Linked DNA regions of Homo sapiens: regions 2, 3 and 4 are each linked to region 1. Evidence: chromatin contacts called from ENCODE Hi-C or POLR2A ChIA-PET data. All regions are on one chromosome and are shown on one strand. Each heading gives the region's core, a stretch centred on a gene start or an enhancer-like site at or near the end of the contact. The rest is flanking DNA. Distances are from core to core; before and after follow the strand shown.

Evidence for each region. Hi-C counts contacts between places; a loop is a spot of excess contacts on that map. ChIA-PET counts read pairs that join two places held with the same protein, here RNA polymerase II (POLR2A). Pooled maps may share reads with other maps.
Region 2: a pooled map shows a loop between it and region 1 (15-fold over the local background). The contact joins the enhancer-like site here to the promoter of GTF2F1 in region 1. A Hi-C loop is called at or near these places in 1 of 37 single-sample maps with no recorded cell type and 6 of 50 pooled maps. POLR2A ChIA-PET finds 5 or more read pairs at or near these places in 2 of 52 experiments (B cell and GM10248).
Region 3: a map of endothelial cell of umbilical vein shows a loop between it and region 1 (15-fold over the local background). The contact joins the enhancer-like site here to the promoter of GTF2F1 in region 1. A Hi-C loop is called at or near these places in 1 of 168 maps with a recorded cell type or tissue (endothelial cell of umbilical vein), 11 of 37 single-sample maps with no recorded cell type and 13 of 50 pooled maps. POLR2A ChIA-PET finds 5 or more read pairs at or near these places in 1 of 52 experiments (activated CD4-positive, alpha-beta T cell).
Region 4: a map of CD8-positive, alpha-beta T cell shows a loop between it and region 1 (23-fold over the local background). The contact joins the promoter of TRIP10 here to the promoter of GTF2F1 in region 1. A Hi-C loop is called at or near these places in 2 of 168 maps with a recorded cell type or tissue (CD8-positive, alpha-beta T cell and naive thymus-derived CD4-positive, alpha-beta T cell), 11 of 37 single-sample maps with no recorded cell type and 20 of 50 pooled maps. POLR2A ChIA-PET finds 5 or more read pairs at or near these places in 2 of 52 experiments (H1 and activated CD4-positive, alpha-beta memory T cell).

Annotation. Positions count from the first base shown.
Region 1 is chr19:6,390,552-6,395,710 of GRCh38, reverse strand. It overlaps GTF2F1 (general transcription factor IIF subunit 1), which reads left to right and starts at 2,547. Exons shown (of 13, transcript NM_002096.3): 1 at 2,547-2,727; 2 at 2,808-2,854; 3 at 3,737-3,809. The coding sequence starts at 2,716. It overlaps MIR6790 (microRNA 6790), which reads left to right and starts at 2,728; the gene lies at 2,728-2,790. It also overlaps the pseudogene LOC390877.
Region 2 is chr19:6,797,549-6,802,544 of GRCh38, reverse strand. The region is part of intron 1 of VAV1 (vav guanine nucleotide exchange factor 1); the gene reads right to left. Among named protein-coding and RNA genes, the nearest start is that of VAV1, 27 kb to the right of the region's middle. RefSeq lists enhancers at 453-522, 313-833. Within about 2 kb of position 1,529, at least 27 of the 41 ENCODE cell types and tissues checked have a DNase peak (open chromatin) inside an H3K27ac peak, as active enhancers do; they include B cell, where a contact is called at or near this core.
Region 3 is chr19:6,859,640-6,864,866 of GRCh38, reverse strand. No RefSeq gene overlaps it. Among named protein-coding and RNA genes, the nearest start is that of ADGRE1, 25 kb to the left of the region's middle. RefSeq lists an enhancer at 1,724-1,863. Within about 2 kb of position 1,971, at least 14 of the 41 ENCODE cell types and tissues checked have a DNase peak (open chromatin) inside an H3K27ac peak, as active enhancers do.
Region 4 is chr19:6,737,859-6,742,259 of GRCh38, reverse strand. TRIP10 (thyroid hormone receptor interactor 10) reads right to left here and starts at 2,580. Exons shown (of 15, transcript NM_001288962.2): 1 at 2,475-2,580; 2 at 1,135-1,250; 3 at 979-1,035. The coding sequence starts at 2,498. RefSeq lists silencers at 2,326-2,415, 2,456-2,735 and enhancers at 1,719-2,486, 2,936-3,065, 3,086-3,175, 3,255-4,023, 4,156-4,215.

The DNA.
Region 1 (5,159 bases), core at 1,298-3,797:
AAAATTAGCTGGGTGTGGTGGTGCACACCTATTCGTGAGGCTGAAGCAGGAGAATCGCTTGAACCCAGGAGCCAAAGGTTGCAGTGAGCCGAGATTGTGCCACTGCACTCCAGACTGGGCAACAAAGCAAGACTCCATTTAAAAAAAAAAATGATGTGGCCAGGTGCGGTGGGCTCATGCCTAGCACTGTAATCCTAGCACTTTGGGAGGCCGAGGTGGGCAGATCACTTCAGGTCAGGAGATCGAGACCATCTTGGGTAACACGGTGAAAACCTGTCTCTATTAAAAATACAAAAAATTAGCTGGGCGTGGTGATGGGCACCTGTAGGCCTAGCTACTTGGGAGGCTGAGGAAGGAGAATGGCGTGAACCCGGGAGGCAGAGCTTGCAGTGAGCCGAGATCGTGCCACTGCACTCTAGCCTGGGCGACAGAGCGAGACTCCGTCTCAAAAAAATAAAATAAAAAAAAACAAAGACGTGAACTTGAGCAGGCCAGGCCCTTCACACACGGCATCTCCTTAAAGCATCCTGAGGACTCTATCATCCCATTTTACAGTGGAGGGAACCGAGGTTCAGTGAGAGGCAGGGACTTGCCCACGCTCCCAGTCTCATCCCATACTCCCCTTCTCTCTGTTCCAGCCCCATATCCTACTCCCCTTCCCTCTGTCCCAGCCCCAACCCATACTCCCCTTCTCTTTGTCCCAGCCCCAGGGGGCTTCAGTTCTTTGAATTTGAAACTCACTTCTCCCTTGCTGTTTCCTCTGCTTGGAAAATCCCTGCCTGCCCCAGTTCCTTCTGGCCACAACTTCCATCTGGCCTTCTCTAGCCTCCATCTAGAGCTTCCCCCCATCACTCCTTGTCTGAGACACCTATTTCCTCCACAGCAATGGCCACAGTCTGTCATGATCTTCTCTGTTTACTCGTTCTTTTTTTTTCCTTCTTTTCCTTCTTTTTTTTTTTTTTTTTTTTTTGAGACGGAGTTTCGCTCTTGTTGCCCAGACTGGAGGGCAATGGCGCGATCTCGGCTCACCACAACCTCTGCCTCCCAGGTTCAAGCGATTCTCCTGTCTCAGCCTCCCGAGTAGCTGGGATTACAGGCATGTGCTACCACGCCCGGCTAATCTTGTATTTTTAGTAGAGACGGGGTTTCTCCACGTTGGTCAGGCTGGTCTCGAACTCTCAACCTCAGGTGATCCGCCCGCCTCGGCCTCCCAAAGTGCTGGGATTACAGGCATGAGCCACCGTGCCCAGCCGTTTACTCGTTCTTGTCTCCCCCAAGCCAGACACTCCATGAGGGCAAGGACTATTTCTGCCTCCCTCATTCCTATATTCCTAGGGGTTGGCGGTTCCTGACATTTAGTGGTGGATGAGAAATAAATGAAAACAGACACATCGACGGTGTCTGTAGTTCATGGCCCAACTTTTGTGTCTTGCCCGCCTTCCCTTTGCTTAGCCAACTCCTATGCATCCCTCAGTGCCCAACTGAAACCTCCCCTCTTCTCTGAGCCCTCAGAGCCCCGCTGTGCTTCTCCTGCTCCTTCCTGGGTTGTAGATTCCCATGCTGTGACTCTGTCTCTTCCACGACACTGTAACCCTCGAGAGGACACTGTAATCCTCCGTGGGGAGCTGGTTTGACAGATTCACCTTGCGGGGCCCCGAACCCAGGAGGTGCTGGAGTATTTGCGAAGTGGAGCAATGAATGGTTGCGCCGTGAGCATGCGCAGTTGTGTTACTGCCATGATTCGGGGGATGTGTGCATGCCTGGAACGGGGTAGGGGATCCTGCATCTCCCTCCTGTTCTCGGCAGCTTCCTTCCCTTCCCCCCAGGAAGCCAGCCAGCCGCCCCCGCGACGTTACCCTTCTCCTGGGGCCTCAGAGCCCTGCCCATCTCGGGCAGCTTGGACTTGCAAAGACCCATCCGGCCAGCAGCTCTTGGGGTGGTCGCGCCCCGACCCCGCCCAGGCTCTGACCCCTCCTGGCTCGGCTCAACGTCACAAGGGTCCCCGCCCCGGTCATTTTGCGGGAATGACGGGGTCCACCCCTTCGGGGTAGGGGGAGGAAATGAACCCCAAACAGACCCATGGGGAGCCAAGCGGCGGTTCGACCCGACCCGAGTAGGCCTCGGTTGCTATGGTGACGCGGCCTTCTGGGCCCCCCAGGTCCAGAGCGGCAAGGCGCATGCGCAAAGTGCCTGGGAGCCCGCAAGGGGGATTCGTCTCCCTCTTCCCACCCAGGATGCCCCACGGTCCTTGGGTGCTGACGTCACGAGAGAGGGCGGTCCCCCATTTGATGAAGTTAACCGCGTTATATACAAGAGCGCCAGCGACAGAGGCCCGTTAGTTTATCTCAGACTCGGCCTAGGTTTGCTGAGTCTAAAAAGGGACCGCGGTGGACCTTTTGAGGTGACCATAGCCGCCGAGGAGCATAAGTGACTGCGCACTGAGGTGGCCACAGTCGCTAAGAAGGTTGCCATCGCGACGCGGCTGCTCGAGGGTTTCGCTTCCGGGTTAGGCGGCCGCAGAAGCGTAGACCGAGTAGCTTGAGCGCCTCTTCCGGTTACCTTTTCCCAGCGCCAGAGGCGCCTAGGGTTGGGGTCCTCGCTCAGGCACAGAGACCCGACACCGAGCGGCGGCTTCCCCGGGATCGAGGGACGCGCACGCCAGAGGAGACGAAAGGAACCCGGGTCGGACCAGATCGGAACCACTGACCATTGCCCATGGCGGCCCTAGTGAGTGTGGATTTGGCGGGGTTCGGGGGTTCCGACGGCGACCTCGGCGACCCCTCACTCACCGCTTCCTCTTTCCGCAGGGCCCTAGCAGCCAGAATGTCACTGAATACGTCGTTCGAGTTCCTAAGTAAGTCCCCAGCCCCATCTCCCACTCCTCTCCACCCCCCAAAAATGAAAACCTTCACGATCTTCTTAGCCAGCCATTTCTGGCCCTGTCTGTGGTTCTCCCTCCAGACCGGGAGAGACTTGGAGGGCAGGGCTGGGATTAAGCTGAGGCTTCTCTGGGGACAACACTGCTTTTTTGAACGAATGAATGAATGAGTGCATTAATACACGGTGATCCAGCCCCCTGGCCTAACCTTCGAGGAGTATATGGTCCCATGATGCCCAGGCCAGCTGTAAGGACATATTCCTCGTCCTGTTTCAAAGTGGTCAGGCTGTCTTTCCTTTCCAGGCCTTTGTACATCCTGTTCCTCTGCCATGAGTGCCTCCCCTCAACCCCTAAACTGTGACTCTGCTGGGTGAATTCTTGATGATTCTGCAAAACTCAACTCCAGTATCTTCCTCCTCCAGGAAATACTCCCTGCCTGTCCTCCCTCCTCCCCAAGGCTGAGTTCACAATAATCTCCACATCTTGGGTTCCCCCAAATCTTCGTCCCTCCATCTGCTCTTCTTCTGCCTGGGGTCAGGAGAGGATGGGTCTAGCTTCTCTGGCAGACTGGGAATCCTTGGAGTCTTCCGTATCCAGTGTTGCCAGGCAAAACAGGCTGAATGAAGCTGGGTGGGTTTGTTGAGTGAATTGAATTGAATTAATGATTCAATTGAATGGAATGATTGAATTGAATTAATGGTTCAATTGAATTGAGTGATTGAATTAAAGTAATGATTTGATTGAATTAACGATCCAGTTGGGTGGTTGATTGAATTAATGGTTCAATAGCATTGACTGATTAAATTAATGATTGAATTGCTGTATTGGATTGACACTACCTCTTCTCATCCACTCCAGGAATACAACCAAAAAATATAACATCATGGCTTTTAATGCAGCCGACAAAGTCAACTTTGCTACGTGGAATCAGGTAAGTCTCTGAGTCCTGGGGGTCAGGGGCTGGGGTGGTGAGAGAACTTGACCCTGACCTTGGTGGTTGTGATAGTTGCTTAACTGTCATAGTCACTAAGTCTTAATTTTCTCACTTTTCTCCAAGTGAAGAAAAGATAGATGACAAAGGGTTGGGTGCAGTAGTTCACACCTGTAATCCCAGCACTTTGGGAGGCTGAGGCAGGAAGCTTGCTTAAGGCCAGGAGTTTGAGACCAGCCTGGGCAATACAATAGCAAGACCCCAACTCTACAAAAAAATTAAAAAGTTAGTTGGGGCTGATAGCGTGGGTCTGTAGTCCTACATAGGAGGCTGAGGTAGGAGGATCGCTTGAGCCCAGGGGTTCAAGGCTGCAGTGAGCTATGATTGTACGACTGCACTCCAGCCTGGATAACAGAGCAAGACCCTGCCTCAAAAAAAAAAAAAAAAAAAAAAAAAAAAAAACGGAAATGGCAAAGGCCCAGGCCTAGCTCCTGGGTGTCCCTGTAAGTTAGGTTTGGTAGGCCCACCAGAGGCCTCTCCTTAAAGGAGAACATTTAGAAGCTGTGCCCACTGTTGGACATTTTTGGCCATGGTTTATCTGGGCAAGGGAGGGGACTGGGCTGGGGGCTTTCCCAGAGCCCCTGCCATCAGAGGCTCTAGAAAGGACTTTGGGAGCCATTAAAGCATCTTCAATTGGGAAGTTGTAGTGTGTGTGATCTGGCTGCTATGGGGAGACAAACTGTGGGTTTGAGGGCAAATAAACGGAGACCAAGGTAGAAGCAACTGGACTGGTCTAGGTGAGTCCTGGCAGGGCACTGGAGGCAGTGGAGGTTATGAGATGTGGCTGATTCTAGAGTGTTTTGGAAATGGTATATATGGACCTTAAATCAAGAGCTTAAGGGTAATTCGGATCACATTAGCCATGTAGGTCACGATAAATTGTTAATTTGTAGAGATTTTGGTGCCTTAATGTCAGCAAGTGTTGCACAATGAGTTTCTTTTTATTTATTTTATTTTATTTTTTTGTGATGGAGTCTCTTGTCATCCAGGCTGGAGTGCAGTGGCGCGACCTGGGCTCACTGCAACCTCCACCTCCCAGGTTCAAGCCATTCTCCTGCCTCAGCCTCCCAAGTAGCTGGGATTACAGGCGCCCACCACCACGCCTAGCTAATTTTTGTATTTTTAGTAGAGACGAAGTTTCGCCATGTTGGTCAGGCTGGTCTTGAACTCCTGACCTCAAGTGATCCACCCGCCTCAGCCTTCCACCATGCCCAGCCTTTTTATTTTTAGGAAATAGATATAGGATCTCACTATGTTGCCCAGGCTGGTCTTTTTTTTTTTTTTTTTTTT
Region 2 (4,996 bases), core at 280-2,779, 410 kb before region 1:
CAGTCATGTGATGCCTCAAAGAGGGGAAAGGGGGCATGATTCATCCCCTCTCCGGGCTGCGGTGGGGCCAGCTAAAGAAAGGGGCTCCATCAGACAGCAGCAGTGACTGCAGTTAGACCACCAGAAAGGACTTCCTGGTCGCCTGAAGAGTGTGAGAAAGTGGCAAAGGACAGGAGGTCCTTTATTTTTTTTAATTTTATTATTATTATACTTTAAATTTTAGGGTACATGTGCACAACGTGCAGGTTTGTTACATATGTATACATGTGTCATGTTGGTGTGCTGCACCCATTAACTCCTCATTTAGCATTAGGTATATCTCCTAATGTTATCCCTCCCCACTTCCCCGACCCCACAACAGTCCCCTGTGTGTGATGTTCCCCTTCCTGTGCCCATGTGTTCTCATTGTTCAATTCCCACCTATAAGTGAGAACATGCGGTGTTTGGTTTTTTGTCCTTGCTATAGTTTGCTGAGAATGATGGTCCTTTAAACAAACGTAGGAGAGGCATTATGAGGACGGTTCCTCCCTGCTGGGGGCAACCCCCCTCAGTGCCCCTCTTCCTTCCTCCAGGAAGAGGCGGGCACCCACTGTGCTGGCATCGTGCCCATATGCAAATCAGCACCCAGGCGCACTGCGGTGAACCCTGAGGTTCATTCTTCCCCATTTGCCAGCCAGCCTCCCATCAACAAAACCCCTGCCCAAGATGAAGAAAGAGCCAGAAAGGTCGGCTGGCTTTCCACGCTCCTTCGGGGAAGCAGTGTGCAGGGACAGAGGCCTCTGGGGTCTGGGAGAAGGGGACCCAGAGCCAAGCACGACGGCAGCAATCAACTCCCCACCCCCACCCCAGCACCAGGGAGCCGGCCGGAAACCGGAAATGCCTGTTACCAGGGCTTGGTTGGGGAGATAGAAAAAAGGGTGGGTGGAGGGGCCCTTTGCGTTCAACCCATCAGCCCCTTCATCAGGCAACCTCAAGCTCCCGAGGGTTCCCAGAGAGGGCGGGTGTGCTGTGCACCCTTTCAAAGCTCCGAAGCAGGGGTGCAGAGTGTGCACGCCTCATCCTAGCCCTCAAACCCTTCTGTGAGGAAGCCCGTCTCTCTTCTGCCCCATCCCCTACCACCCCAGCACACACTCCACTTTTCAGCACCGGTGGGAGGGTCAGGCAGATCTGGTTCGACTCCCAGACCAGCCCGGCAAGTTGAGGGAGCTTGGATGGGATCATTTTGCTTTCCGTTGATTCAATTGACTCATCTGTACGTCGGGAATGAAAATACTTGACCCAATGTTTGCGGTAGAGCCTGGTGTGAAACCCAGCACCCCAGACCCGGTCATGCATTAATTCAGCAAGCATGTGTGGAATGCCTACTGTATGCCAAGCACCAGAACCTAATGGTGATCAAGACAAACAGAGCTCTGCCCTTACAGGGCTTATGTAATCCAGCCAGGAGACAAACACTAAGCAGTCAGCAAGGTGAATAATTGATGATGAGGGTGGTGAGAGGGTGTGCCGGGAAGCACAGAGAGCTATGGGACCTGGTTAAATGCAGGAGGCACCTGGTAAGGCTTTGGGGTGGTACAGGAGAGAATGGTGCCATGCAGGCGACAAAGAGATGGTGAGCGGCTGGGTGCGGTGGCTCACGCCTGTAATCCCAGCACTTTGGGAGGCTGAGGCGGGCGGATCACTTGAGGTCAGGGGTTCAAGACCAGCCTGGGCAACATGGTGAAACCCCGACTGCACACACACACACACACAAAAATTTGCCAGGCGTGGTGACAGGCGCCTGTAATCCCAGCTACTCTGGAGGCTGAGGCAGGAGAATCGCTTGAACCCAGGAGGCGGAGGTGGCAGTGAGCCGAGATCACGCCACTGCACAGCCTGGGCAACAGACCGAGGATGTCTCAAAAAAACAAAAAACAAAACAAAACAAAAAAAAGAAGCTGGGTGTGGTGGCTCATGCCTGTAATCCCAGCACTTTGGGACGCTGAGGTGGGTTGATCACTTGAGGTCAGGAGTTTGAGACGCGCCTGGCCAACATATAGTGAAACCTGTCTCTGCTAAAAATACAAAATTAGCTGGGTGTGGTGGAACACGCCTGTAGTCCCAGCTACTTGGAAAGCAGAGGAAGGAGAATCGCTTGAACCCAGGAGGCAGAGGTTGCAGTGAGCCGAGATCATGCCACTGCACTCCAGCCTGGGCAACAGAGCAAGACCCCATCTCAAAAAAAAAAAATGAGACAGATAGTGAAGCAAAGAAGAGAAGCATGCTGAGCAGCTGGCAGGAACATCACATGGCAGATCCACTTTGGAAAAGTTGGTACGTTTTCCTTGTTATTACTATTATTTTTTTACCTTGCAATTCCAGCACAAAGGAAGAAAAGTTGGTACATTTTCTTCTTATTAAAAAAAAAAATTAAGAAACAGAGCCTCACTATGTCGGTCAGGTTGGTCTCAAACTCCTAGGCTCCAGCAATCCTCCCGCCTCAGTTCCCCAAAGTGCTGGAATGACAGGCATGAGCCGCCGTGACTGGCCTGGTAAGTTTTCTTAAAACATTAAGCATGCACCTATCATACGATATATTCCATTACCAGGCATTTACTCAAGAGAAATGAAAGCACATGTCCATACAAAGACTTGTACAGAATGTTCATAGCAGCTTGATTCTGTTTTCTTTTCTTTCCTTTTTTTTTTTTTTTTTTTTTTGAGACAGTCTCAGTCTGTCACCCAGGCTGGAGTGCAGCCTGGCCCAATCACAGCTCACTGCAGTCTCAAATTCCTGGGCTCAAGCAATCCTCCTGCCTCAGCCTTCCAAAGAGTTAGGACTACAGGCATGTGCCACCATATCCAGCTAGCAACTTGATTCATGATAGCCAAAAGTGCCATCAGTAATTCAAACCTCAACCAAGGGGAACATCACACACTGGGGCCTGTCGGGGGCTGGGGGTTAGGAGAGGGATAGCATTCGGAGAAATACCTAATGTAGATGATGGGTTGATGGATGCAGCAAACCACCATGGCACGTGTATACCTATGTAACAAACCTGCACGTTCTGCACATGTATCCCAGAACTTAAAGTATAGGCCGGGCATGGTGGCTCACGCCTGTAATCCCAGCACTTTGGGAGGCCGAGGTGGGCAGATTATGAGGTCAGGAGTTCGAGACCAGCCTGGTCAACATGGTGAAACCCTGTCTTTACTAAAAATACAAAAAAATTAGCCAGGCGTGGTGGCGCACACCTGTAGTCCCAGCTGTTCGAGAGGCTGAGGCAGAAGAATCGCTTGAACCTGGGAGGCGGAGGTTGCAGTGAGCCGAGATTGCGCCACTGCACTCCAGCCTGGGCGACAGAGCGAGACTCCATCTCAAAAAAACAAAGCGAAACAAACAAAAAAACCTCCATCAAGGGATGAATGGATAAACAAACTGGGGTGCATCCGTACAACAGAATGGTACACTGATACATACAACAACATGGATGAACCAGGACATCATGCTCAGGGAAAGCAGCCAGTCACAGAAGACCACAGATGGTACCATTCCACTTACATAAAACTCCAGGAAATACAAACTAATCGACAGTGACTAACAGCAAATCAGGAGGTACGAGGGAATGAGAGGTGGGAGGAGGGGGAGGCAGGGAGGGGTGGGATGGAGGAAACTTTGAGGGGCAATGGATATGATCCATTGATTTCAAGGCTGGGTTCATAGTTGCACACATATGTCAAAATTTATCAAATCAGGCCAGGTTCAGTGGCACACACCTGTAATCCCAGCTACTCAGGAGGCTAGGGTAGGAGGATCGCTTGAGTCCAGGAGTTCAAGGCCAGTCTGGGCAACATAGGGAGACCCTGATTCTTTCTTTTTTCCCCCTTCTTTTGGGTGGGGGGGGGAAGGGGAGAAACAGGGTCTCACTCTGTCACCCAGACTGGAGTGCAGTGGTGCAATCCTGGCTCACTGCAGCCTCGACTTCCTGGGTTCAAATGATCCTCCCATCTCAGCCTCCCAAGTAGCTGGGACTACAGGCACATGCCACTATGACCAGCTAATTATTTTATTTATTTATTTATTTATTTATTATTTATTAGAGATGAGGCTGGTCTCACCATGTTGCCCAGGCTGATCTCGATCTCCTAAACTCAAGCAATCCTCCCACACCAGCTTCCCAAAGGGGCGAGATTACAGGCTTCAGGCACCATGCCCTGCCAAGACCGTTTCTGAAAACAAATCTAGAAATTAAAGAAAAAATTGTTTACCAAATCATATATTTTTTTTTGAGACAGAGTCTCACTCTGTTGCCCAGGCTGGAGTGCAATGATGCGATCTCCGCTCACTGCAACCTCCGCCTCCCAGGTTCAAGCGATTCTCCTGCCTCCACCTCCTGAGTAGCTGGGATTATAGGTGCGTGCCACCATGCCTGGCTAATTTCTGTATTTTTAGTACAGACAGGGTCTCACCATGTTGGCTAGGCTGGTCTTGAACTCCTGGCCTCAAGTGATTTGCCCACCTCGGCCTCCCAAAGTGCTGGGATTACAGCGTGAGCCACCGCGCCCCACCAATGTATTTTAAATATGTAATTTACTGTATGTCAATATAGCTGGTTTTTTTTTTTTTAAGTCAGCAGGATACTGGCTGCCCTGCTGTGTCTTTCCCCTAAAACTAGGTGCATAGGATGACTATCAGCTTAGGGAGTGGGTGGGGGAGGATGGGGTGGAAAATAAGGAAATAATGTAAACCATCATTGGTCAATAATGCAAAATACAGTCTTAGTCATATTTTTGCTCCTACTCTTTTTTTTTTTTTTTTTTTAGACGGAGTTTCACTCTTGTTGCCCAGGCTGGAGTGCAATGGCGCGATCTTTCACTCTTGTTGCCCAGGCTGGAGTGCAATGGCACGATCTCGGCTCACAACAACCTCTGCCCCCGGGGTTCAAACAATTCTCCTGCCTCAGCCTCCTGAGTAGCTGGGATTACAGGCATGCGTCACCACGCCCAGCTAATTTTG
Region 3 (5,227 bases), core at 722-3,221, 470 kb before region 1:
TTACTCCACTTTATTTTTCTCCATGGAGCTAATCTCTAAGTAAACTCCAGCTGAGGCCACATCCTCGCCCAGCTCCTTCCTCTGCCCCTTCCTGCTGCCTGTGGCCAGCATGGCCAAGGCAGGAAGGGAGATGCAGATTACATAGGACCTTATGGTTATCCCCGTGCCTGAGCTCTCTGATGTTAGTTGTGCTTTTGCTGGGTGGACTGGAGGCAAGGAAAGTGAGGATACTTATGATGACTTGAAATCAGCTGTGGGCCAGGTGCGGTGGCCCACACCTGTAATCCCAGCACTGTAAGAGGCCGAGGCGGGCAAATCATCTGAGGTCGGGAGTTCAAGACCAGCCTGGCAAACAGCCAAACCCCATCTCTACTAAAAATACAAAAGTTAGCTGGGCTTGGTGGTGGGCACTTGTAATCGAGCTACTCAGGCAGCGGAGGCAGGGAGAACTGCTTGGAACCCAGGAGGTGGAGGTTGCAGTGAGCTGAGATTGTGCCACTGCATTCCAGCCTGGGCAACAGAGCAAGACTCTATCTCAAAAACAAAAAAACAAAAAACAAAAAAAAAAGAAGAAAAAAGAAATCAGATGCGGTGGGACTATTTACACCATAGGAATGGGCACATTCTATGCGAATATCCACTGTTTGAATCATCCCCACTCCGGCCAGGCATGGTTCACACCTGTAATCCCAGCACTTTGGAAAGCCAAGGCAGGTGGATAACCTGAGGTCAGGAGTTCGAGACCAGCCTGGCCAACATGGTGAAACCCCGTCTCTACTCAAAAGAAAATACAAAAATTAGCTGGGCGTGGTGTCGGGCTCTTGTAGTCCCAGCTACTCGGGAGGCTGAGGGAGGAGAATCACTTGAACCTGGGAGGTGGAGGTTGCAGTGAGCCAAGATCACACCATTGCCCTCCAGCCTGGGCGACAGAGTGAGACTCTTTCTCAAAAATAAATAAATAAATCACCCCCACACCACGGCTCCCCAAATCCTGCAGCTTAGAGCTCAAACATCCAAACCTGACTTCTGAGGCCCCCTAACAGCCTTCTCTTTGGAAACAGTCTAATCAGAGAGTTTGAGACACTGAAGCCAAATCACCGAAGGCCACCAGAGGGCACTACATAGCTTCAAATTGGTGCTGTGGGGTTACAATGGGCAAGATACGCGGAACTTGGTTCCGCGGCTCAAATGCCAGGACAATGCGGAAGTGTTGGCTGCCTAAGAACAAGTCCCGCCTTGCGTGAATGGTACCCATGAAATATGACAGCTCCCTATGTGACAATCTGCCTCGCGCCTCACTTCATTGCCTGGAATTCCACCATTAGGGAGTCATTCCTTTGGATAAAAAATGTTCCTCTGGAAAAAAAAAAAAAAAGTTCCTCTGGGCCGGGCGCGGTGGCTCACGCCTGTAATCCCAGCACTTTGGGAAGCCGACGCGGGCGAATCACCTGAGGTTAGGAGTTCGAGACCAGCCTGGCCAACATGGTGAAACCCCATCTCTACTAAAAATACAAAAATTAGCTGGGCGCTGTAATCTCAGCTACTCGGGAGGCTGAGGCAGGAAAATCGCTTGAACCTGGGAGGCGGAGGTTGCAGTGAGCCAAGATCGCGCCACTGTGCTCCAGCCTGGGAGACAAGAGCGAGACTCGGTCCCACCCCCACCCGCCCCCCCCACAAAAAATGTTTCTCTTCCAGAAAATATTAAATAGTTCAAGTTGAGACCCCTAGAAAGCACTAGAAATTAAAGACGTGGGAAGAATCCTCAGACCACAGAAAACAGCTGTAGGTGGAGACCCTTCCACCTACTTTGTATTTCTCTGCCTTCTCAACAATATGAACGTGTTTGGCTGCGGACGTTGGCTCACGCCTGCAATGCCAGCGCTCTGGGAGATTGCGCTATCGAGGTGGCGCACTACTGCTGCTGTCCATCAGGGGGCAAGCGCGGCTTTAATTTGTGGCTGTCTGCGGTGGGACTGCCTGGCGATGTGTCTGTGTGATGTTTAGGAATGTCCCTGTTTGATCTAGTGGGTGTCTGTCTGACGGCGTTTGAAGTCTATATCCGCTGATTTCATTTGTCTTTATCAGTGTTTGTAAATTCTTAGGGCTGGGGGTAGGAGTGAGTGAGTGTGTGTGTGTGTGTGTGTGTGTGTCTGTCTGTCTGTATTGGGGGCTGTCCGTTGTACATTCACCATGTTGGCCAGGCTGGTTTCGAACTCCTGAGCTCAAGTGATCCACCTGCCTCGGCCTCCCAAAGTGCTAGGATTATAGGCATGAGCCACCACGCCCGGTCTCCCAACAACTTTTCACCCACCCCACCCCCACTTTCCTCCCTCTCCAAGCAAAATGAGCCCCTTGAAGTTTCCAGAACCTACCAGGATCACTATCATTTGCCCCTCTCCCTAAAAAACTTTCCCTTCATTATTTATTATTATTATTATTGAGTCTCACTCTGTCGTCCAGGCTGGGGTGCAGTGGTGCAATCTCAGCTCACTGCAATCTCTGCCTCCCAGGTTCAAGTGATTCTCCTACCTCAGCCTCCCGAGTAGCTGGGATTACAGGCACCTGCCACCACACCGGCTAATTTTTGTATTTTTAGTAGAGATGGGGGTTTCACCATGTTGCCCAGTCTGGTCTCGAACTCCTGACCTCAAGTGATCCGCCGCCTCGGCCTCCCCAAGTGCCGGGATTACAGACATGGACCACCGTGCTAGGCTGTCCCCTCATTTATTTTCTAGGTGACTCCATCCAGCTGATTATACAGTTGCCACCTTAGATGTTTCCTCCTCCAGGAAGCCCTCCCTGACCATCCTCCCCTACTCAAGCCTGGGTTAGATCTGTATTTGCTCCCACAGCCACCTGTGTTCCTTATGAAATTCATCAACTCTGTGTTATAATTGCCTGGTTGATTGTTAAGTCCCCTACTGGATTATACGTGCTTTTCAGGCAGGTCTGCGCCTGAGTCATTCACACAGCCTGGGGCTGAAGGTGAGGGCCACCCAGGAACTCCAAGAACAAGTCCATGACCTCAACCTCACCAACACCCTGAACTAGACAGCCCAGGTAGCCACCTTAGGCCATAGGTAGGTTCATGGTGTGACTCTGGGGGAGTCACGGGAGGGGCAGAAACCCCCCGTCCTAGTTCCTGATCCCTTGTGACTGCATTGCTTCCTCCAACACCCATTTCTAGATTCATGGTTCCTCAAACATGAAAAACACTTCACTCCAGGCTTCAGAGGCTATATCCTGCACCTGGCCAGGTGTGTGCAGGTACCATCTAGGCGTTGGCTTACCTGGGGTTGCAGAGAGAGCTAGGATATACCAAGATCCCCACCCGGCACTAGAGTGACGGTTAAGAGCGTGGTTCTGTGCTTAGGTGCATACCGACTCTCTGCCTGTGGCGAGCTGATTTTATCTTTCTCTGGTTCAGAGAGGCGAAGTCTTTCCCAAAACTTTATAGCTAATTTCACAGGGGCACAGAGGACCTTAGAATCTCTTGGAGCCCTGACCACTATGCTCTATTTCATATAAAAATAAAAACTGGCCAGGCCCAGTGGCTCACGTCTGTAATCCCAGCACTTTGGGAGGCCGAGGCGGGCGGATCACAAGGCGAGGAGATCAAGACCATCCTGACTAACACGATGAAACCCCATCTCTACTAAAAATGCAAAAAATTAGCCGGGCGTGGTGGCGGGCACCTGTAGTCCCAGCTACTCGAGAGGCTGAGGCAGGAGAATGGCGTGAACCCGGGAGGCGGAGCTTGCAGTGAGCCGAGATCGCGCCACTGCCCTCCAGCCTGGGCGACAGAGCAAGGCTCCGTCTCAAAAACAAAAAAAACAACAACAACAAAAAGAAACCCGGCCGGTTGCAGTTGGCTCACGCCTGTAATCCCAGCACTCTGGGAGGCTGAGGTGGGCAGATCACGAGGTCAGAAGATCGAGACCATCCTGGCCAACATGGCGAAACCCCTGTGTCTCTACTAAAAATACAACTGTTAGCTGGGTGTGGCGGCGTGTGTCTGTAATCCCAGCTACTCGGGAGGCTGAGGCAGGAGAATCGCTTGAACTTGGGAGGTGGAGGTTGCAGTGAGCCAAGATTGCACCACTGCACTGCAGCCTGGCGACAGAGCTAGACTCCATCTCAAAAATAAATTAATAAATAATAAAATAAGATAAAATACCACGAAGCTGGCTGTGAGATTAATCTAGATACTGTGTAGGAAGTGCTTACTTTCATGGCGCCAGACAACACTGAATACTTGACACGGGAGGTGCCTCTGTTAGTAGTATGGTAGGGTAATATATTTGGAAGTATGAACTACTTTTTCCCAAATTAATTTATAGCCCATGATCCTTCCCCAGCCCTGTCAGCTTAGGCCAGCCCATCTTTTTGCCTCCTAAGGGTTATGCTAGCAGCCTGCAGATTTACCCAAAAAGCAACTCCCTGGCTTTTGTTGGTCAGTTGGTTACTTGGTTGTTTCTTTGCTTTGTTTTGTTTTTTGTTCTTTGTTTTTGTTTTTGTTTGAGATGGAGTTTTGCTCTGTCACCCAGGCTGGAGTGCAGCGGTGCAGTCTCATCTCACTGCAACGTCCCCCTCCCAGGTTCAAGTGATTCTCTTATCTCAGCCTCCCAAGTAGCTGGGATTACAGGTACCTGCCACCACGCCCGGCTAATTTTTGTATTTTTAGTAGAGATGAGATTTCACCATGTTGGCCAGGCTGGTCTCAAACTCCTGACCTCAAGTGATCTGCCCGCCTCGGCCTCCCAAAGTGCTGGGATTATAGGCGTGAGCCACTGTGACTGGCCTGGTTGGTTTTTAGAGATGAGGTCTCACTCTGTTGCCTAGGCTGGAGTGCAGTGGTGCAATCATAGTTCACCACAGCCTCCACCTCCTGGGCTCAAGCAATCCTCCCACCTCAGCCTCCTGAGTAGCTGGGACTACAGTTGTGTGCCACCATGCAGAGCTAATTTTTTTATTTTTTTTATTTTTTTATTTATTTTTTTTTTTTGTAGAGAGGAAGATCTTACTATTTTGTGCAGGCTGGTCTCGAGCTCCTGGCCTGAAGCAATCCTCTGCCCTCAGCCTCCCTGGCTTTTGAACTTCAAAATCTTCCTTGGAGATCCTGAATCTTAGTTTATGAGCATTAAAAGTCTAAGGGCTGGGCGCAGTGGCTCACGCCTATAATCCCAGCACTTTGGGAGGCCGAGGCTGGTCGATCACAAGGTCAGAA
Region 4 (4,401 bases), core at 1,331-3,830, 350 kb before region 1:
CACCACAACGCCTGGCTAATTTTTGTATTTTTAGAAGAGACAAGGTTTCACCATGTTGACCAGGCTGCTCTCGAACTCCTGACCTCAAGTGATCCACCTGCGCACCCTCCCAATGTGTGGGATTACAGGTGTGAGCCACTGTGCCCAACCCTATTTTTTTTTTTAATTTTACAATGAGAGGTGTTAACATTCACACTAAGTGGGATAAAAGTCAAAACTACAATTACCAGCCTGGCTAACATGGTGAAACCCTGTCTCTACTAAAAATATAAAAATTAGCTGGGCATGGTGGCAGGTGACTGTAATCCCAGCTACTAGGGAGGCTGAGGCAGGAGAATCGCTTGAACCTGGGAGGCGGAAGTTGCAGTGAGCTGAGATGGCGCCACTGCACTCCAGCCTGGGGGACAGAGTGAAACTCTGTCAAAAACAAAACAAAACAACTACAATTAACAAAAAGTTCAGGTCAGAGATTGCTGCCAAACAAGTGACCAAAACAACTTGATTTCCAGGGCTTTTTTGGATTTTGGAATTGGGGACTCAATTCCAAGTCAAATGCTCCTTACGGCGTTTGATATGGACTGCACACTGTTTAAACACATTCACTCAGCTCGTGTTCATGAAAGCCCTACAAAGCTGGAGGAATCGTCATCATTCCATTTCACAGATGAGGAAAACAGAGGCGCAAAACTTTAAGTCATCTGCCCAAAGTTACTGGTTTTGTAACTGCTGGGGCCTCTGTATTTAACAGTTAAGGAAAATAGTGGCAGAAAACCTGAGTCACAAGCCCAAGTCAATTTCTCTACATAGTAGTGGACTCAGGATTCCAAGCCAGATAATCCCGCATCTTGCATCCATGCTCTCACCTCTAGAAGGGGAAGTGAGAGGAGCGGTGGGGTGTCCCAGCTGAGGGAGGGGAAGTGAGACCCAAGCACCGCCTTTCCCCACAAATCTAGCCCTGCAGCCCCTCTCCAACCTTACTTGGACTCAGGATCATCCTTGGCAGGTCTCTTGGGCAGATATTTTTTCACCAGGCTCCTAAGGGGAGACAGAGGTAGGAGGGCTGAGCCCGCAGCCCTCCCACCGCTCCCCGTCGCCCCAGGCGCGTCCTCCGTAGCGTCCACCCCAGGGTCTCACCGCAGTTGTTTGGCGTAAGCCTGTTCCACTTCGGTGCGTTCTTTCACGAACTTTACATATCTGTCCAACAGGTCCAGCCCCCACTGCGTGTGGCGCTCGAGCACCTCGAACTGATCCTGACATGGGACATGGTGGGGGAGGAGGGGAGAGGGGCCGGGGTCACGATTTTGGGACCCCACAGCCCGCCGACCAGACTCCCAGGGAGGGCCAAGGCTCTGCGCTCCTAGAAGGAGTGGCTTCCCGGCGCCGCCCCGGCGTGGCGCGGGGGGAGGCAGGAAACTGGCGGGAACCCCCTCCCCTTCCCGGGAAGGGCCGGAGAACAGCGCCCAGGCCCCAGCCACCCCGGCCGGGAGATGGAGGTCTCCGACATAGGACCGCCAAGAGGGGCGTGGAAGGGGACAGGGCCACTCCCCCAGCTCGGGCTCCCCTAATCCCCCCGGATTCCGGAAAATCCGGCCGGCCCGGCGTGAGTCAAGGCCAGAGGGGCAGGGTTCCTGGCAGACTGGGGGCCCCTGAGTGGCCAGGGGGCAGGCACCAGGTTCCCTGAATCTCCCTGCTTCCAGGGATCCCCCGATGGGTGACTCAATTTACCCCACTGACCCCACTACACATCCAAAAGAAATCGCAGAATTGGAGGAGGGGGTGGCAGTCTGGTTACCCCCGCTGCACTAAGAACTCAGGGATTCCACCGCCCCCAGCAAGGGGAGGGGTCAGAGGTCCGGCTAGGATAGGGGGAAATTTCTGGGGCTTCCAGGGCTGAGGTTATAGGCGACCAGGGGGCGGTCCCGCCCTGGGCCTGGGGTGAGCAGGGGGAAGCCAGGGAGGGGGATCAGGCCGAGCTTAGCATCCCCCTTCCCCTCCATGAGCGTCCCCAGCCCCTAGGTGTTGATTAAAGGCGAGGGAAAGGGCGGTCAGGACTTCTAGGTCCCACGTGGGTGGGGATGAGGGTGACCAGAGGGTCCCCTCCCCCCTCCTAGCCGGACAGGCGGACGACGGGCAGGGACCCAGGGGCCGTAAGATAAGCCGCCTGCCCGGCCAGGGCGCCCAAAATAGGTGACCTCTCTCAGCCGCCCCGGCCTGGCCCCAGGATTCCTTCTGCCCGCCTCATTCGCAACCCTGTGCCTCAGTTTCCCCACTCCGGTCCGGCAAAGTCGCCCTTCGCCCCTGAGCGTGCTGAGACTCCCAGATAAACTTCGAGAGAGAGCGGAGGGTGGAGGGCGGGGACCCAGGGGTCGGTGGAAGGGAAAGGCGCGGAGCCCCCTCTAAGATACATTGGGGACAAAAGGGGGGTGCCTGGACCCCAGCAAAGGGGAACTTAGAGGCGGGCCGATTGGACTTACCCACAGCTCAGTGCCCCAATCCATGCTGCTCCCGCCGCCGCCGCCGCAGCCACCACCGCACCCGGTCCCCGCCGCCCGCCGCCCGCCGCCCTCCCCGGGGAGACTCAGCCGAGGGCGGTGCGCCTGGCCCCGCCCCGCCCCGCCCGGCCCCGCCCACCCCAGACTCTTCCCCGCCCCCCTGCACGCTCTGCCACGCCCCCACCCGCGCGGAGCCCAAGCACTGCGATTCGGGGGCGGGGCCCAACGGACGCTCCGCCCCCTTTTAAAGCAACGTTGCCACTCGACGCCGCTGGACCGACCCCTTAAAGAACCCCCACCCATTTTTTCCAAATCCCCGGGGTCCCTCTCGTCCTCTCATCTTCCTTCCCCGCTCCAAACGGTTCTTCCCATCTCCTTTTCCCCTTTCCCCGCAATTATTCCTTAAAGGGCCAAGACACTAAAACCCCAAACTCAAGAAGTCCTTCCTCAACCCCATTGCAGGGGCAACCTGAGGTCACCCCGTTCTTGCGAGCCGGCCCGGCTCCAGGCGTCTAGGTTCGTCCCACTAATGGTCTGGTCCCTCCGGCCACAGGGCGGATGAGAGGGTTTCGATCCAACCCAGGACGCGCCTTCGCCAAGGCCAGGTCCATTAACTCCCGCACCGCATCCTGCCTTCCCTCCCCCAGAGTCTCCGCTGGGAAACTGAAGACAGGCCGTCCTTGGGGCGCCAGGCCCAGGCCTTTCCCCAGCTGCCTTCCAGTTCGCGCCTGCATCTGCCCATTTTCCAGTTTAACCTGGTTTCATTCTCAGTACTGCCCCTGAGATTCCGACTCCGCCCCTCCCCCAGACATCTGGGCCATCTGGGCCCTGGAGAAGGGAAGTCTGTCACCTCTCCCATAAAAGTCTGTTCACACCTTGTAAATCCCTTTGAGGTGCTGGAATGAAAGAGGAGAGGAGGCACTGGGGATTCCCACTCCCATTCTCTCCGGGCTTTGGCGCTTTCTCTGCAGCCTCAGACAAGGCTGGGCGTCTTGCAGGGGGGCCCTTGGGTATACGTTCCCCTTACACAGAGCACCCAGGCTCCCAGAACAGAGAGATACAGCTGAGCCCAGGAGGAGAGCCTTGGGAGCCCACACTGGGACTGATGTCTCTGCTGAGACCTGGCCCCACCTGCTGGTGGCTTCTGAGCTAGAAAATGTCTGATTGCAGTTGGGCAATTGAACCCAGTGAGTTCTGTGGCTAGTCTCAAATGGGGGCTCAGCCTAGCAAAGTTCTGAGTTCACCTCTGCTCAGAGACTCAAACTGGAATTGGGGTTCAGTCCAGGTCAGCACCACCGTGGGGATAGGGGATAGAGGCCAGAGGCTTAACCAGAAGGATTAGCAACCCGGTAAGGGGTCAGGTCCAATCTGGAGTCAGGGCTAGTCCAGATCGGTGGCCTAAACCAGAGATTAAGCCTCAGTGTGTGGTGTGGGGGACGAGGGGGTGTCAGAGTTTCAGGCTGAAGTTAGGACTCAACTTGCAGAGAGGGAGTTCACCTGGGGTCAGAGTTCAGCCCGGAGTCCGGTCTAGCCTGGAATCTGGGGGTGGGGCTCCAATTGCCTCACTCTGGAATAAAAGGCTTAGCCTAAGGCTGGGGTCTCAGCCTGGGGTCATAGGTCATCCTAGGGTCAAACTTTAACCTGAGGCCAGCTTTAGGCCTCTCTGTGGACCAGGAAGATTAGGAAAACAGGTCAGGCCTGAACAGATGCGTGTGTTTACCAAAAGCCTCAGCTCTGGCTGGGAGCCACATCCCTGGCTCAAGAAGAGGAAGTCCGTCCTTGGGGATACTGGGAAAGGTAGTTTATTTAATGCTTTGTGGCCCTTGTCTGCTCCCGCTGCATTCTGGGTAATGTAGTCCCGGACAGTTAAGAGTGGGTGGAGAAATTCCGCTTTAAGGGCCGGATATCA